Linked DNA regions of Homo sapiens: region 1 is linked to region 2. Evidence: read pairs that join two places in POLR2A ChIA-PET (ENCODE). Cell type or tissue: IMR-90. All regions are shown on one strand. Region 1 overlaps DYNC1LI1 (dynein cytoplasmic 1 light intermediate chain 1). Region 2 has its middle 44 kb from the start of DYNC1LI1.

Region 1 (2,500 bases), 50 kb before region 2:
ATCTCTATTAACTGGCATTTGTGCTTACTGATAAAACTGACGCCAATAATCCCCTAACACAGTCATGTGCTGTGGGTCATACCTATAACCCCAGTGATTCAGGAGACTGAGGTGGGAGGATCACTTTAGCCCAGGAGTTGGGGACCAGCCTGGGCAACATAGTAAATCCCTGTCTCTAGAAAAATATAACAAATTTTTAAAATTAGCCATCGTGGTGGGACTACAGTCCTGTATATTCCCAGTTACTTGAGAGGCTGAGGCAGGAAGATCTCTTGAGCCCAGGAGTTTGAGGCTGCAATAAGTTATGATCGTGCCAGTGTACTACAGCCTAGGTGACAGGGCAAGACCCCATCTCTAAATAAACAAACAAACAAGCAAACAAACAAACAAACACAGAGGTTCACAAACTTCAGGCCACAGGCCAAAACTGGCTTGCTGCCTGTTTTTATAAATAAAGTTTTATTGAAACAAGCCTGTACCCATTCATTTACATATTATCCATGGCTGTTTTGGAACTACAACAGCAGAACTGAGTTGTTGCAACAGAGACCATATGACTTACAAAGCCTAAACTATTTACAATCTGGCCCTTGACAAAAGAGTTTGCTGATTCTATTATAAGATGCCACTATGCCATCTTACTCTCAAAACACTTTATATTTGGTGTATTTTTAGTAGTAGTAACATATAATAAACATGTAATAAATAATTTCATGCTAATTCTTTGAAAAAAGTCAATATCATATATGGTAACAGTCTATTCCTTGCATCATATTCCCATAACCAGTCATGCCAGAAAACAGCATAACTCATGGAACCTTGATGATCTTTAATCCCAGCTCCTCACCAAATCAATAGTTTTAGACTGAACACTCTCATTATTTTTATAATCAGTCCTCACATAGAAAACCATACACTCCCTTGCCAGTTACAAGTTACTTCTCTTAACAGATCTCTGAATTCCACTGTGCATATCTTAAGGTTTCCTACAATAGCTCAAGCATAATAGTTTTATTCCTGAAGGGGGGGAAAAAAGACTTTCACATATACTTATTGATGATGTTCAGCATTTTGTGGGACTTTTGGCTGCATATTACCGTGGACTAATACCTTCAGAGAACAATATAGCAACTTTACATTTCTTTCCGGGGTGGAATTAAATGGCCCACATCTATATTAATTAATTAAAACCCAATTTCAATATGCCTTAAAACATTTCTTTAAAAATATTCAATAACTCACAAGATTAAAATAAGAAAATTTATAAAATGTCAGATCAAATAAGGCTTTGGAGATCATTAAATTCAAATAGCCGGATTTACAGATGAGAAAGATGAGGCTTATATGACTTGACAAAGGACCACCTAGTTTTCATTAATTCACACTGACAGCAAATCAAAAAGTTACACTGAAGTCCTATCTAAAAACCAGTCACTGTGCTTGGGACCAGGATTACATATGTACCTTTGTTGACAATGAATTCAATTAATCTAAATAAGTGTTATTGCTTGCACTAAAAGATACACACTGAGAAGAATCAGATAAAATTCCTTAATAACTGCTAAGCATCCTCTTACTTACAAGGAAAGCTCTTTTCCTTTAGGGAGATTCTATAGATTAAGAGTACTAGCTCGGGGAGCTAGGCTGCACAATTTTTCTTTCTTTTTTTTGAGACAGAGTTTCACTCGTCACCCAGGCTGGAGTGCAATGGCGCCATCTTGGCTCACTGCAACCTCTGCCTCCCTGGTTCAAGCGAGTCTCCTGCCTCAGCCTCCTGAGTAGCTGGGACTACAGGAGCCACCACTATGTCTGGCTAATTTTTGTATTTTTAGTAGAGACTGGGTTTCACCATATTGGCCAGGCTGGTCTCGAACTCTTGACCTCAGGTGATCCACCCCCTCAGCCTCCTAAAGTGCTAGGATTATAGGCAGGAGCCATGGGGCCGGCCTCAGGCTGCAAAATTTTGAATACTGATTTTACCTCCTGGCTATGTAACCCTAGGACAATTTACTTAACATTTCTGTTTCTGGCCGGGTGTGGTAGCTCACCCCTGTAATCCCAATACTTTGGGAGACTGAGGTGAGAGAAGGACTGCTTGAGCCCAGGAGTTCAAGACCAGCTTGGGCAACACGGTGAGACCTCATCTCTCCAAAAAGTACAAAAACTGGCTAGGAGTGGTGACACGCACCTGTAGTCCCAGCTACTTAGGAGGCTGAGGCAGGAGGACGGTTTGAGCCCAGGAGGCAGAGGTTGCAGTGAGCCGAGATTATGCCACTACGCTCCAGCCTGGGTGACAGAGTAAGACCCTGCCTCAAAAATAAAAATTCTGTGTCTGTTTCCTGATCTTTAAGGGGATAGAGTATGTAAACAATCCTTACATGACTAGTACCTGTAAGTGCTCTATGTTAGGTATTATTATTTATTTTCCTTAGGGAGTTTTCTTATCAAAACATGGGAAAGTAATCAATATGGAGAAACTGCCTTTAAAGGCAGCTATTAA
Region 2 (2,500 bases):
AGAGGTGAAACAATGATAGGGTTTCAGCTGAAGTCTAATTTCAGCCTGATCCCATGGACGGTGTGAATTACATCACAGAGTCGTCGTCTTTAAGGAAAGGGCTCAACATTTGTTTATCTCCCTGCCCCCATATCAGTCAGTCATTGGGTGCATGATGTCCTGATAGAAAATATAACCTCCCAAGCATTTCTAGAGAGAAGTGTACGTTTGTGCCATTAGCAGGCAATGCTTATAGTAGCTGGGGCTGGGGATGCCACCACAGTAAAGGGGATGAGGGTGGTGCACTGACATTATTGACTACAATTATAATAATAAAGGCAAGGTACCTGAATTTAATTTGCTAAGTCCAGACTTCCCGTCTATGAACTGCCACATCCCATGATTACCATAGGACCCTGGGACTACCACTAATTCTGGGACAGAATAAAGGAAAGAGATGGATTATTTATTGTGCGGCTGTTTCATTGTGGAAAATGATGTGATTAACAAAGAAATGCCAATAGAGAGTATAAAGAGGTAAATTTTCTTTAACCATTTCTCATTTGCCCCAAGAACCCTGCACTGGCAGCAAGCTGCACTTTTTTTTTTCCTAAATTATAAATGGGTTAAACAAAAAAAGATGTGGAAACTTACGGACATTTTCAATGAACAATGGCTAAAGGAGAGAGGGTTCTAGGAAGGAGGGCACCGAAAAAAATTAAACTAATATACTTTCTAATGCATTTGAAGAAATGAACCAGAAAAAAAATATTGAAAAACTCTTATAGACCTAATGGGCAATTTGGGAATAATTAGTGATACAGGCACAGAAAATAAAACAAACAAAAGGTTGTTAACTCTAGAAAAAAACCAAAAAGTTGTACAAGAAAGAAAATGTAACTACAATTAACAACACTTACCACATAAATAAGCAACATTACTCATTATATTATGATTAATATAAAATATATACATAAAGGGAAAGCCATTGAATAGAATTTGATCCTCGTCATCCATAATGGGAGGATATGCTGGGTATTTGCTTATTTGTTCTTAAATTCATTTCCTGCCTTTCCCCTTCCCAGGCTCATATTGCACAGGCTACTTCTGTAAACTATGCTTCCAAGATCTCGATGACTGTTTTGGCTGAGTTCAGCCAACAGGAAGTGGTAGCCAGGGATTGGAGGATGGCAGTGAAGGAGACACCAGGATATTTCTCCTTCCCACTCTTTCTGCCTTAGATAGAGCCCCTCTGGCTCTGGAGATAATAATGATTGTTTCCTGCAGCTGCTTAAGTTAAGGGTACCTCCACTTCCCCTAATTATCCTTCCAGGTTTTCTAAGCCAGGGTTCTCAACCTCAACACTATTGACATTTTGGTCTGGATGGCTCTTTGTTTTGGGGGATTGTCCTGTGTATTATAAAATGAGTTGCAGCATTCCTTGAGAGACTCCATCCACTAGATACCAGTAGTCACCACCCAGCTGTGACAACAAAAATGTCTCCAGAAATTGCCAAATGTTCCCTAGGGGGCAAAATCACCCCTAATTAAGAACTAAAGGCTGGGCCGGGCGCAGTGGCTCACACCTGTAATCCCAGCACTTTGGGTGGCCGAGGTGGATGGATCACTTGAGCCAGGAGTTTGAGACCAGCCTGGCCAACATGGTGACCATGTTGAGATGTAACCCATCTCTACTAAAAATACAAAAATTAGCCGGGCGTGGTGGCGTGCACTTATAATCCCACCTGCTCAGGAGGCTGATGCAGGAGAATCGCCTGAACCTGGGAGGCAGAGGTTGCAGTGAGCCGAGCTCGTGCCACTGCACTCCAGCCTGGGCGACAGAGTAAGACTCTGTCTCAAAAAAAAAAAAAAAAAAAAAGAAGAGAAAAGAAAAGAAAAGAACTGAAGTTCCAACCCCTTTATAACTGTATTAAATTTTCTCTACTAAATTTGCTAAGGGTTTTAGTTTTCTGACTTGAAGCTGACTGATTCAGAAAGCTATAAACAATGTCTAAATTTGATCAATCAGAAATTAACACAATAAGCATATTATTTAGAAATATGCAACCAATAAAAGAATAAACAAATAAGAGTATTGAATGTAGTTGCTTCTAGAGTGTAGGTCTGGAGAACAAAGGAGAGGTGATTTTGAACTTTTTAATATTTTGTTTTTTAAAATGTATGCATATATAGCTAATAAAAATAAAATACTGGGGCCCGGTGCGGTGGCTCACGCCTGTAATACCAGCACTTTGGGAGCCCGAGGCGGGAGGATCACGAGATCGAGACCATCCTGGTTAACACGGTGAAACCCCGTCTCTACTAAAAATACTAAAAATTAGCCGGGTGTGGTGGCGGGCGCCTGGAGTCCCAGCTACTCGGAAGCTGAGGCAAGAGAATTTCGTGAACCTGGGAGGCGGAGCTTGCAGTAAGCGGAGATTTCGTCACTGCACTCCACCTGGGGCAAGACAGTGAGACTCCATCTCAAAAAAATAAATAAATAAAATACTGGGAAAAGAGA

The links. ChIA-PET counts read pairs that join two places held together with the same protein. Peaks named below come from ENCODE experiments on the same cell type or tissue, not always from the same donor. Only the 100,000 strongest peaks of a DNase experiment are listed, where the experiment ranks them.
Region 1: POLR2A ChIA-PET joins it to region 2 with 5 read pairs; 6 of 35 experiments call an interaction of 5 or more read pairs at or near these places.

The regions. Positions count from the first base shown.
Region 1 is chr3:32,563,959-32,566,458 of GRCh38, forward strand. All of the region lies in intron 2 of DYNC1LI1 (dynein cytoplasmic 1 light intermediate chain 1), which reads right to left. Among named protein-coding and RNA genes, the nearest start is that of DYNC1LI1, 5.6 kb to the right of the region's middle. In IMR-90, no CTCF peak of the experiment used is centred here; no DNase peak of the experiment used is centred here.
Region 2 is chr3:32,614,037-32,616,536 of GRCh38, forward strand. No RefSeq gene overlaps it. Among named protein-coding and RNA genes, the nearest start is that of DYNC1LI1, 44 kb to the left of the region's middle. In IMR-90, no CTCF peak of the experiment used is centred here; a DNase peak (open chromatin) is centred at 1,095; H3K27ac peaks cover 416 bases.